4 separate regions of the Homo sapiens genome follow, and all the other regions are linked to region 4. The links are chromatin contacts, found by Hi-C or POLR2A ChIA-PET in ENCODE. All regions are on one chromosome and are shown on one strand. The core of a region is the stretch at or near the end of the contact, and the rest is flanking DNA. Distances in the headings are between cores, read along the strand shown. Region 1 holds the start of ACTN1 (actinin alpha 1). Region 2 holds the start of RDH11 (retinol dehydrogenase 11). Region 3 has its middle 48 kb from the start of ZFP36L1. Region 4 overlaps RAD51B (RAD51 paralog B).

Region 1 (3,185 bases), core at 131-2,630, 770 kb after region 4:
ACGTGGCCGCCTGGGGGCACAGGCTCACCGCGCAGGCAGGAAGCAGCGGTAGGGTTGAGGCGCCCTCCCCCCACCACCACGAGTGGTTTCTGACCTCTTCCTGCCACTGGCCACTGTGCCCGGGTCCCATCGCCAGCTCCGAGCCCAGCTCCCGTGGCGGGGCGCGCACCCGGCACACCGCGCCTGCCTGGGATGCAGCTCCGTGGCTAAGTAGGGATCCCCAGTGACTGGCCCCAAATATCCCCTAAGACTGACCCTCGTTCTGCAGCCCCTCAACTCGAACCGAGCTGCCCACCTTTCCCGGGGGTCGGAGGGGCAGGACGTAGCGCAAGCCCATGTCGGGGTTACAGCTTCCAACCCACTGAGTTAAGCAATAAAACGGTCTGCTGTCCTGACCCCGCCCCCACAGGGCCCGCGGGGGAGCCCGCGTACGCCCCCCAGTTTTCTCGTCCCCAGCCGCACTCCAGCTGGTCCTTCTCCAGGCAGATCCGGAGGCGGCCGCCGATCTCTCCGGCGCTCTCCCCTCCGCCTAAGGGGCAGCAGGGTCCCGGGAGGCCCGCCGCTCAGGTTGAACCCAGGGCGGCCCAGGAAGCGGCGCTGCCACCGCACGCCATATGGAGAGGTGGCCAGGGGCGGAAGAAAAGGGAAAATCGATCCGGAGCAAGCAGCCCCGAGCCGGGGTCTCAGCCCCAGCCTGAAGACCACCGCCCCCGAGCACAGCCCACGCGGGGATGGTTGCAACAGCCGCAGGGTGGCCTGGACCACGGACCCCCAAGGAGACCTGCCCGCCAGCGGCGCCACCTCCCCGCGCTCCGGCCCGGCGTTCCCGGGCTCCGGGGCAGGGGCGCTCCCGCTTCCGCCAGGCGCCTGTAACCCAACACCCCACCTCGCAACGGCCGCACCGCCCCCGCCCCCTCCCGTGCGCGCCCGGAACCGGTTCAGAGCCCGGAGCCGAGAGCCCGGCAGGCAGAGCGGGTCGGGGCTGGGGGCTGGGGGCTGGGGGCTGCAGCGGGCGGGGGCGGCTGCTAACCTTTCTCTGCTGCTTCTCCCAGGCCGGGTCCAGGAGCAGGTCCCGGTCCCAGTCCTCTTCTGGCTGCATGTAATCGTTGGTTTGCTGAGAATCATAATGGTCCATGATGGTGCGCGCGTGCTAGGGTCTGGATTTCTTCCTCCACCTTCTCTCTGAGCAACGGCTGCTGCCCTGGCGTGGGGAGGGAGTAGGGCTGGGCTGGGCTGGGCTGGCGGGGCCGGGCTCGCTCCCCTGCGCCCGGTTCCGCCGCGGCGCTGCTGGCGAAGGCTGCTACTGGCGGCGACAGCGGCGGCTGGGCTCGCGGACTGCCTGCCTCTGGGCGGGCGCTTGGACCTAATCTCCACGCACACTGAACTAGGCGGACACACTAGCGCTGCGGGAGCCGAGGCGGGCGGGGGCGGGGGGAAGGGGCAGAGCCCTCCCGAGGCTCTCCATTGGCCAGGCCGAGTTGCCCAAACTTCCCCCCATCGCCTCTCATTGGGAATTCCTGGCATCCGTCAGCCGGGCTGCGGCGCATATAGGTGGACTGGGCGGCCCCCTCCCGGCGCGCACACCCCCGCCCACTCCCGCGGTGCCCGTTCCCCCGCGGCTCATGTGACGCCAGCTTAAGCTGAACGGGACCGAAGCCGGGAGACGCCTCCCCGAGCTCGGGGACTGAGTGGCAGCGCGCTTGGGAACCCCAGGAGCCGCCGGGATTGGACCCGTTCCCCGCCACCGTTATTGCGCTCCCACGCGCGCTCCAAACCCCGGGGTGGGAGGGGGCTGGAGAAAGGACGCGAGGAAACCCGAAGAACATTCATTTTCTCTTTCCCAGGGAACCTGGGTCTGGGCAGGTCGGCACCCTAGGAAAGGGGGCGGAGTGGGGCAATGGAAAGGAATTTCTTGGGAATTTCACGACTCCACCGCCGCCCCCCCCGGCCCCGCCCCACCCCACCCCACCCTACAAGGCGCGACCCGGCTGATCCCTGCCCTGCAGGAACCCGGTTTCTCGCCAGCGAACTGCTCTCAGAGGCTACCGAGCGTTCCCGCCTCGCCGCAGGAACTCTTCTAGCTCGCCCTCGGGCTCTGGGGACCGCTCCACAGCGGGGCCTCCCGGAATTCCCTGCCGGTCTCCGCGGGCACACTTGGCTGGCTGCTGCGACCAAAACTACCTTCGCGTGGCAGGGTCCTCCCTCCTCCTCACAGACACCCCGACATCACCCTCAAAACTGGAAGGGACAACCCCGAGTGATCTAGGTAAATCTACTCCGTACCCCCCTCCCACATACACACGCCTGACAGATGGGGAAACTGAGGCTCAAAGAGCCGAGCGCGGAAAGAGCTTCTGGACTTCACAGGCCAATCCGGTAACCTTATGCCTGACAAACAAAACCTTATTGTCATTGGAGGAGGATGGAGGGCGGGAGTGACTAAATAGCTCTAACTTCTGCTTGCCACCTGCCAGGACTCCTTTCCCTGGGCTTAGTAAGAGGAGAGTCTAAACGCGCTAATGCCCGGGAAGGAGCAGGCCTCGCGTTCTGGCAGGCTCCTCTATGGGATCCCGGTTCCGAAGAACAGTAGCAAATAAACCTCTCCTAGGTTATGCACTGTCTTGTGAACAACAGATGTGCCAGTCTTCCACCCCAGCACCCAGCACATAGTAGAGCTTAATTTATGGATTTGAGGCTGGCCACGGTGGCGGTGGCTCACACCTGTAATCCCAGCACTTTGAGAGGCTGAGGCGGGCAGATCGCTTGAGCCCAGGAGTTGGAGACCAGCCTGGCCAACGTGGCAAAACCCCGTCCTTACTAAAAATACAAAAATCAGCCGGGCATGGTGGTACACGCCTGTAGTCCCAGCTACTTGGGAAGCTGAGGCGGGAGACTCCCTTGAGCCTGGGAGGTCGAGGTTGCAGTGAGGTGCATTTTCACCATTGCACTCCGGCCTGGGTGACAAAACAAGACTGTCTCAAAATATATACATACATATATGCATTTGGCCCTTTATATCCACAGGCTTCAGAACCCGCAGATACCCAGGCTGACTGTGAGGGACTTGAGCATCCTCAGATTTTGGTATCCATGGGGATGCTGAAACCAATACCCTGCCAATACTAAGGGAGGACTGTATTTGTAGGATGAATGGCTGCATCAACTGCAAAAATTTAAATTTAAAT
Region 2 (3,002 bases), core at 422-2,921, 520 kb before region 4:
GATGCATTCTTAAAGAGCATTTCAGCCTTTTTCATTGAACTTGGAATTGCAAGGTACATACTCTTAGCCATTGAAGCTACCTGCATAGTGCGAAAATGCTGACAGGGAGGCAGATTAACTCATGGTCCCCACAAACCATCACCTCCCTCCTCAGAAAACAAGCCTCTAGGCTGTTTCCCACATCCCCTTACTGTATGTAGCTCCAGGAGTGACAACTTAGTAGGACCTGTACTTAGTTCTTTCTTCTCCTTAACCAGCAGGAATGAAAGAGACAACTATAAAAGTCCAGCTCTGGCCCGACTCCCATAACCCTGCTGAGTTGGGAATACAGCTCCTGGAATATATATATATATATATATACACACACACACACATATATATATATACACACACACACATATATATATATATATACACACATATATTTTTTTTTTTTCCAGAAAAATCCCTCTGGGGTATGAGCACTATTTTCAGTTCTGGTTCAACTTTTCATTGAGATTCTATGTGGATAAGAGGATCTTGTAGTGAAAAAAAGATAAAAAGCAGTGTTTTCATCTGAGTGTGAGAAACCATGTGTGCCTAGAGGTGGGAGAACTGAGTGTTCAGAAGGCAGAAAAAATATAACTGGAAGAGGGGCACCAGAGAAGGAAGAGAAAATAAAAATAAAAGAAGGAAAGTAGGTGACTGTGGTAAGAAATGACTGTGATCTGGCCTGGCTTCAAGTTCTATTGGGACTAAGACCGCCCACCTGGGGAAGGAGTGTGTCTGTCTATTCAGTCACTGGTCCGTCACCACTGGTGATTTACTTAGAACCAATAAGCAGGCTGCCGGTTTTACAGCCCGCTGCTGATTCACTGGGGCACTTGGCCAGCCTTGGGCTGATTGATCTATCACCTGGTCAATACCTTCCCACCATTCTCCCAGCCCTCACCGCCCCAGTACCCTAGCTCCTAACTCAGATCCCCCGTGCTCCTGCTCGCAAGGCAGGATAGAGCTCATAACCAAACACTCTTCCTTTTCACTTTTCTCCTTTACAACATCCGCCCACAGAACAAGCGATTGTAACAGCAACGAGAGAGCAAGGATGGGGCCGCAGATGTTACGATTGCTATCAGTTTCAGAGGGCGAAATGTGGAATCGCTCCTTTGTACCTCGAAGGCTGGTTTAAGGCGTGGGGAATAAGGGGAAAACAGCGTCGGGCCATATCCCATTGAAGAGTCCGAAACTCAAGCGTTTGAGGTAGCCTTACCCTCGGGATTCCCTGGAGCCAGAATCAGGGGGTGCTTAGACAAAAGAAAAACAGGCCAGGGAAAAGCAGTGTGCCCCGGACTGCCGCCCTTTCTCACCGCCTGGGGTCTCGGGTGTCCTCCTGGCACCCAGGACAGCTGGACCTCGCCTCCAACCCACCGAACTCTGGGCTCCGCCATCTTGGAGCCCCCCCAGGGGAGTTTTCCAAGAAAGCTTTGGTGGGGATTCTATGTTTCCCTCCCGCCCCGCAACAAGAATTCTCAAGAGAAGGCAATACATTTGCACAGACCTGATTTGGGGCGCAGCCATATACAGAAGGAAGGGCAGAAGGAGGAGCAACAGCGGGAACATGAGCTCAACCATCTCTGCCGGCTGCAGCGGCACCAGAGCGGGATGCTCCAGCGTTGCTCGCCGACTATGGCTTCTCTTTCTAGACACGCCCCAATTCAAATTGCGACAGCCCGGGGAGCAGACCTTCTGGGAAATGTAGTCCAGAGCTTGACAGCCTCAGGCTGGCTACGTGGGAGCGCTGCCGCCAACGCTGGCAGAAGTTGAATTATACATCGCTAATCCCCAACCATCTAGGGCTTAGGGCCTGTGGGATCATTCACCCAGCTCTCAGTTATTTTTTCTGCCTTCTGAATACTCAGTTCTCCCACCTCTAGGCACACATGGTTTCTCACACTCAGATGAAAACACTGCTTTTTATCTTTTTTTCACTACAAGATCCTCTTATCCACATAGAATCTCAATGAAAAGTTGAACCAGAACTGAAAATAGTGCTCATACCCCAGAGGGATTTTTCTGGAAAAAAAAAAGTATACACTATAGGAATAGTACACTTATTCCTATAGTGTACTAGGCACCGCGGTGTTTGTGAAATCTCTGCAGTCCTCTATCTCCCCAGACCCAAGTCCAGTGCCTGGTTCAGTTTTCCCCAATCCTGGTTAGGCAGTTACCGCACTGTTTCTCCTGGAGATCAGATGTTGGCGTCTGGGAAATGAAAGGCGGATTAGACAGGAGAGGAGCGGTCCGAAGTCTGACAGTTGGGAAGGTGGGGGAATGTAAACCCTTCCTCCTCGAGGATTCCTTTTTCCAGAGAAGAGGAAGCAATAAGTCCTTGAAGACATTCTCAGGAGAATCACTTTATTGTGTCTATCTTGAATTATGGTGGCAACTATCATGATTTTTCTAGTGTTTGAGTGTTCATTGATAATAGAATATCGTCTTCCTGATGGCTTGGGTCACATACATTAACTCCCAGGGTAGCAATGAATATCTCAGATTGGCACAGTTGGTTTTGCCAACTCGTGAAAGTATTTAATCCTGTCTTGAATTAAGGCCATGAATATGTTCTCTGTGAATAAATAGGTTCCCTGTTCAATAGTTTCTTTCATCTGAGGCCTATTTCCTGGGGGTGAAAGTGGAGGGTGTTTTAACCAATCAATATCTGTCTGTGATTCCTTAATTGTACCCAGTAATATTTTCTGGTCCTTTTGCATAATTTCCATTTGGTTAAAAGACACGGGTTCCAATGAACTAATATATTTTATAGCAAATTGGAGAAGAGAGGGTTTCCTTCACACAATACTAATTCCTACCAATTTAACATTAGATTACCTAGCAATCATCACATTTTGTCACATTCTCATTATTGTGTTACCTAATATTTGTATTGGGTTTTATAACTTTATAAAAGCCTTTCATTTGTTTTGTTCCTTATTCAGTCATTCACGCATTTGACAAACATTTAT
Region 3 (3,397 bases), core at 789-3,288, 630 kb after region 4:
TTACATTCCACCATGGTTGAAAGCATCCTGAGGCCTCACTAGAAGCTGAGCAGATGCCAGTGCCGTGCTTCCTGTACAGCCTGCAGAACAGTGAGCCAACTCAACCTCTTTCCTTTATAAATTGCCCAGGCTCAGGTATTTCTTTATAGCAATGCAATAATGGATGAACACACTAATTAGGGACATACAAATCAAAACTATAATGAGATACCACTCACATACATTAGGATGGTCACTATTAAAAAAACAAAACAAAACAAAAAAACAGAAAATAACAAGTGTTGCTGAAAATGTGGAGAAATTGGAACCTTTGTTCAACGTTGTTGGGAATGCAAAATGATGCATTTACTGTTTCTCAAAAAATTAAAAATAGAATTACTATATGATCCAGTAATTTCATTTCTGGGTATATACCCAAAAGAATTGAAAGAAGGGTCTCAGATATTTGTACACCATGTTTATAGCATTATTATTTGCAATAGCTAAAATGTGGAGGTAACCCAAATGTCCATCACTGGATGAATGGATAAGCATAATGTGGTATATACATGTAACAGAATATTATTTAGCCTTGGCCAGGCGCAGCAGCTCACGCCTGTAATTCCAGCACTTCGGGAGGCCAAGGCAGGTGGATCATTTGAGGTCAGGAGTTTGAGACCAGCCTGACCAACATGGAGAAACCCCACTTCTACTAAAAATACAAAGTTAGCCAGGCGTGGTGGCTCATGCCTGTAATCCCAGCTACTCGGGAGCTGAGGCAGGAGAATCTCTTGAATCTGGGAGGTAGAGGTTGCAGTGAGCCAAGATTGTGCCATTGCACTCCAGCCTGAGCAACAAGAGCAAAACTCCATCTCAAAAAAAAGAAAAGAAAAAAAACAGAATATTATTTAGCCTTGAAAATTAAAAAAAAAAAACCCTCTGACATGCCACAACATGAATGAGCCTTGAGGACATTTTGCTACCTGAAATAGGCCAGTCACAGAAGGACAAATAATGCGTGAGTCTGTGAAGTACCTAGAGTAGTCAAAACCATGGAAACAGAAAGTAGAATGTTGGTTTCCAGGGCCAGGACATGGAGGTATGGGGAATTATTGGTTAGTGAGTATAGAGTTTCAGTTTTACAAGATAAAAAGTGTTCTAGAGACAGATGGTGGTGATTGGTTGCACAACATTATGAATGCACTTAATACCACTAAACTGTGCACTTAAAAAATGATGAAGATGAGGCGGGCATGGTGGCCTCATCTTAACCTGTGATCCCAACAGTCTGAGAGGCTGAGGCAAGAGGATCAGTTGAGCTGGGAGTTCAAGACCAGCCTGGGCAACATAGGGAGACCCTGCCTCTACAAAAATAAAAATAAAGATAATTAGCCAGGTGTGGTGGTGCATACCTGTGTCCCAGCTGCTCAGCTACTTGGGAGGCTGGGCAGGAGGACTGCTTGAGCCCTAGAGGTCAAGGCTGCAGTGAGCCATGATCGTACCACTGCACTCCAGCCTGGGCAACAGAGTGTGATCCTGTTTCAAAAAAAAAAAAAAAGAAAAAAAAGAAAATGGTTAAGTTGGTACGTTTTATGTTATGTGTATATTACTGCAATTTTTTAAATGGAAAAAATAAGATCATCAGCATCATTAGTCATCAGGGAAATAAAACCACAATGAAATATCCTGTACACCCACAGGAATGGCTAAAATTAAAATACCTGACAAAACTGGAACTTTCACACATTGTTGGTGTTACAGACTGATTGTTTGTGTCCCTCCAAAATTCTTATCTTGAAACCTCCCGTGTGACAGTATTTGGTGATAGGACCATTAAAGTTAAGATTAAGGTTAAATAAAGTAATAAAGGCTGGGCCCTGATTCAATAGGATTAATGTCCTTATAAGAAAAGACACTAAAGAGCACCCTCTCTCTCTCTCTCTTTCTCTCTCTGTCTCCACTCACACACTTAAAAAAAAGGTCATGTAAGCACACGGCAAGATGGCAGGGGCCTTCTTGGCTAGAAGAAAGCCCTCACTCTGGCACCCTGACCTCGGGCTTCCTGCCTCCAGAACTGTGAGAAAATAAATGTCTGTTGTTTAAGCCATTCTGCCTATGGTATTTTGTTATGGCAGCTTGAGCTGATTAATACAGTTGGTAAAAGCATAAAACGGTACAGCCACTCTGGAATAGGGCTAGTGGTTTCTTATAAAACTAAACATAACCTACCCTATGACCTAGCACTCCCACTTCTAGGTATTTATCCAAGAGAAATATAAATGTATGTTCACAAAAAGACATACAGAAATTTTCCTAGCAGCCTAATTACAATAACCAAAAATCAGAAACAGCATAGTGGATAAACAAACTGTGACATACCTATACAACGGAAGAGCACACAGCAATAAAAAGGGACAGATGACTGATACAGTGACACAGATGTGTCTAAAAACATTATGCTGCATAAATGAAGGGTTACACAGCAGTACCTATCATACAGTTCCATGGGTACGGAATTCTAAAACTGGCAAAGTAATTTATATTGCAGAAAATAAGTCAAAACAACTGCTGCCTCTAGGGACTGGAGCAGGGATCGATTAGGAAGAGGTATGAGGGAACTTTCTGGGTGGCTGGTCAGGTTTTATGTCTTGACTGGAGTCCAAGTTTACATTGGTAGATGCACTTGTTAAAACTTAGAGGTACAGTTCATGTATATATTTCATTGTATATAGGTTTTACCTCAAAGGGAAAAATTATAACAAATATTGAATCCTGGGCAGTAACTTGCACGTGGAACTATTTCAGGGACATGTACTGATTGGTCCCCATCCCTCTGTAGCCTTCTCTCTGCTGCTCCCACTGTGGCACCAGCATCGTTCACTCCCATGAGTTATGGCTGATAGCTGTGCTTCTCAAACTCCCCCAAGCAAACAAATCACCTGAACAGCTTGAAAAGTTGCAGATTCTGGGTGAGTAGACCTGGGCTGGGGTCCAAGATTCTGCACTTCTAACAAGCACCCAGGAGCAGCTGCTGCTGGTGAGTCTTTGGACCACACTTTGAGTAGTGAGGACTTAGAATCTCACCCTCCTACCTCTTCACCTTTGTTCCCACGAGTTCTTTCTTTTCCAGCTTGAATTGCTTTTCCCATCCCGCGCATTTGTCTTGGCTGTGCCTATCCATATCCCACCTTTTCTAATCCCTCCTTTTCCAGCAGATGACAACTGATATTAATGATCATGATGAATGACAACAACAACAATCACTTGTGAGACCTTACTAGCTGCCAGGGACTATGCTGCATGCTTCAAAAGGATTATTGTGTTTAATCCTCTTAACAGCCCTATGAGGTCAATACTAATATTGCTCCCAGTTTACAGATGAAGAAACTGAGGTATAGGGAGGTTAAGTATTTGCCCA
Region 4 (3,026 bases), core at 370-2,869:
AGTTGAGGCAGTGACAGAGGGCACAGCAGCCATTGCTAATTGTCCTTGCTGCAGCCTTGTTGGGTGACACCTCTGGCTTCCAGGGCCTCATATTTTCACAGCTTCACTGATAACTCTCTGAGAGGAATTGTCCCTCCCACTAAGATTCCCTTCTAGAAGATGAGTTTTTCCATGAGCATTTTAAAATTTTCTTTGTTGCCTTGTTCATTTTTTTTTCCAACATTTAAAAGAGCAGAAGTGAGGGCGAAGAGAAAGGAGAATATTTAGATCTGAAAAATGCACCAGTCCACTTTTAATCTACTTTTGGGAAGATGATTGTAAGATATTCTGTACCCACTTAGGGATCTCCTGCCCTTCGGATACACATGCCTTAACTACCATCTTGCTAGAATAGAAGGTCCTGTGTTTAGGCATCAAAGAAAGGAATTGCACTGAGAAATTTTAGTGATAATTCTTTTATTGTAATCGTGATTTTCTTCCTCCTGCTAATCTTTTTAAGTGGTATTAAAGGAAGCTTCTTGCCAGGCAGTAATATTCCTCCATGAGCACACGATCTTTTTCCTTATTTGGCACTGGAATTTCATCAGGCTGTATTAGTCTGAGCGAAACATACTCTAGGAATACCTTTTTTTTTTTTTTTTGAGACAGAGTCTTACTCTGTCACCCAGGCTGGAGTGCAGTGGCGCCATCTCAGCTCACTGCAACCTCCGCCACCCGGGTTCAAGTGATTTTCCTGCCTCAGCCTCCTGAGGAGCTAGGACAACAGGCGTACGCCACCATGCCCAGCTAATTTTTGTATTTTTAGTAGAGACAGGATTTCACCATGTTGGCCAGGCTGGTCTCTAACTCCTGACCTGAGGTAATCACCTGCCTCAGCCTCCCAAAGTGCTAGGATTACAGGTGTGAGCCACCGCACCCAGCCAGGAATATCTTTAGAATAGTTCTATAGTTAGGAACGTTGAGACCAGGTAACAAGGGATTTATTCAATGGGATGACAATTTTTATACACCATGCCTGAAGCAAATAAAGGTGATCAGTATTTATATTGCAGTATTCAAATACTCTGGAGCCAAATAGATAGGACTACCTTAAAAATGTTCTTGTACATGTGGGTTTGATCTTAAAGATATTAGGGATGGTAACATACCATTCTATGTATATACATGACCAGGCCTTAGGTTACTTAAGGGTGATGGAATGACCATTGTGTGTGTCTTGTGTCTTGGTGGCCTTCAGTGAATTCTGCATGAGCTCTAGTAGTAACTGCCACTGCTGTAGTATCATGGAAAAAACACTGAACTTAAAATAGTTTTCTTACCTGTAACAAAATGGACAACAATCTCACAGAGTTTGTGTGAGAATTAAAGGAGAAAATACTTGGGAAGAAGTGCTTTGAAATCTCCATTGCACTCTGCAAAAGCAAGGAAATGCGCTTGTGATCAGTATCATGTTGACGTGGAGTGAGTTACTCCCCAGCTGTTCACGATATGGTCGCCCACAAAGAGCAAGTAGGTCACTTCACCAAACAGAATTCTGTATGTATTACAGAAACTCCCAGGCTGAGTCACCAAGTAAAATGAAGGGCAGTGTGCTCTATTTAAAATGTTCATTTCATTTTCGCATTCCATTCTTTACTAACAGAATGGTTTCACTTCATTTCCAGTCACTTTCATTTTCAGGTTGTCAAGCTTCACTTAGTGTCAGTTGTGTTCCCACACTCAAACATGTGCCTTGTCTTCCTTGATCTTCTCTCTGAGGATGTTTCTCTGACTAATGTGCTGTGGTCAGAACAAGAGCATTGCCACATGGTGCATTTCCTAGGTAGGCATGTCTAAAATCATTAAGTGGCCTAGCTCAGAACATTCTTTGTGACCCTTTCCCCTCCCCACCCAGTGCCTAGTGACTGATTTATCTGAATATAAGGCTACTTCCACTTTTAGTTCAAGGGCCTTGCTCCCTGCCTGCAAGAATCTCTCTAATCACATTGCCCTCCCTCCACCCGCTTTCCCCATTGAAACCAATGTTTGGAGAAGATAGAAGAATGAAAAGAACATCTCAGGTCCTGTTTTTGTACCACCTTCACTATTGTAGCACCTCTTTTGTGTTGCCAACTGAATATGGTATACATGGCTTTAAGGGGGAAAAAAGAAAAATAAAACATAAGAAAGTAGGAGAGCTCCTAGCTTTCTTAAATGAATTAAAGGCCTTAGGCCAGAGTGAATTATATTATAGATTGTAGACTAGATATGGTGGGGAAGGTTACTCAACAACTTGGTTGGGAAATAAATTAATATATAAAACCATCAGATATCAGAGCATAGTTGTGGAAAGTCACCTAAGGAAAGTCATTGTCTCTAGGCCAAAGACTGGCCTAGACGTAAGTAATGCACCAGTGTGTCAGAAAGGGGGTTGGTCGACATCAGAAGCACCCAGAGGCAAACACTGGTTGTGCCCTGTACCCACAGTAACTGTCCATAGAAATGTGAATGTTGGTAGTCTTCAAAGTTTCAGTGTCACTGGCAAGTCCTTCTTTGTTGGAAATTCAATTTAACATTCAAGTTCTATAGCAAATGCCTCCTATTATGATGTCTTGTGTTTACAGTTTGCCTCTGTAAGTAGAACCCTCTAAAGGGAAAAATGCTCTGGTCAGATTGTTATGGTCTGTATGACAGATACATAACTGTTGTAAATCAACACATTGGCATTCTCGTTTGCTCCACCAGTTTGTTGTGAACTTCGTCAGGGGAAGGCATCATGCCTAAGTCTATTCAACTCTGGGATACTGACAAGGTCAAATTTCTGTGCCTGCAAGGCTGGGACTGGACCCAAGCTGTACAGTTCATACAATGAAATAGTGCCATTTAGTAAAAAAGGGAGATAATATGGCACTTGGTTGGAAGTTTGGCTCTAGAATCTGATTGAACTGGGTTTGAATACTAGGTCAGCCACTTACATGCTGTATGACCTAAGACCCCGCTCTAAAAAGGATATTATCTTTACACTGACCTCAGAGGGCTGTTTTGAG

The links. A loop is a pair of places that touch in the nucleus more often than their neighbours do. ChIA-PET counts read pairs that join two places held with the same protein, here RNA polymerase II (POLR2A). Pooled maps may share reads with other maps.
Region 1: a pooled map shows a loop between it and region 4 (7-fold over the local background). The contact joins the promoter of ACTN1 here to the enhancer-like site in region 4. A Hi-C loop is called at or near these places in 5 of 50 pooled maps.
Region 2: a pooled map shows a loop between it and region 4 (6-fold over the local background). The contact joins the promoter of RDH11 here to the enhancer-like site in region 4. A Hi-C loop is called at or near these places in 7 of 50 pooled maps. POLR2A ChIA-PET finds 5 or more read pairs at or near these places in 2 of 52 experiments (activated CD4-positive, alpha-beta T cell and activated T-cell).
Region 3: a loop to region 4 is called in a map of natural killer cell, with 15 times the contacts of the local background. The contact joins two enhancer-like sites. A Hi-C loop is called at or near these places in 1 of 168 maps with a recorded cell type or tissue (natural killer cell), 1 of 37 single-sample maps with no recorded cell type and 6 of 50 pooled maps. POLR2A ChIA-PET finds 5 or more read pairs at or near these places in 1 of 52 experiments (B cell).

The regions. Positions count from the first base shown.
Region 1 is chr14:68,977,922-68,981,106 of GRCh38, forward strand. ACTN1 (actinin alpha 1) reads right to left here and starts at 1,381. Exons shown (of 22, transcript NM_001130004.2): 1 at 1,031-1,381. The coding sequence starts at 1,135. ACTN1-DT (ACTN1 divergent transcript) reads left to right here and starts at 1,761. Exons shown (of 4, transcript NR_073422.1): 1 at 1,761-1,863; 2 at 2,007-2,266. RefSeq lists enhancers at 249-1,248, 1,249-2,247 and a silencer at 1,389-1,438.
Region 2 is chr14:67,694,093-67,697,094 of GRCh38, forward strand. RDH11 (retinol dehydrogenase 11) reads right to left here and starts at 1,672. Exons shown (of 7, transcript NM_016026.4): 1 at 1,538-1,672. The coding sequence starts at 1,611. It also overlaps a transcript of GPHN not described here. RefSeq lists a silencer at 780-839 and enhancers at 1,189-1,825, 1,870-1,919, 1,940-1,989.
Region 3 is chr14:68,839,558-68,842,954 of GRCh38, forward strand. No RefSeq gene overlaps it. Among named protein-coding and RNA genes, the nearest start is that of ZFP36L1, 48 kb to the left of the region's middle. Within about 2 kb of position 2,039, at least 6 of the 41 ENCODE cell types and tissues checked have a DNase peak (open chromatin) inside an H3K27ac peak, as active enhancers do; they include natural killer cell, where a contact is called at or near this core.
Region 4 is chr14:68,209,337-68,212,362 of GRCh38, forward strand. All of the region lies in intron 7 of RAD51B (RAD51 paralog B), which reads left to right. Among named protein-coding and RNA genes, the nearest start is that of RAD51B, 390 kb to the left of the region's middle. RefSeq lists enhancers at 1,223-1,422, 1,593-1,872. Within about 2 kb of position 1,620, at least 16 of the 41 ENCODE cell types and tissues checked have a DNase peak (open chromatin) inside an H3K27ac peak, as active enhancers do; they include natural killer cell, where a contact is called at or near this core.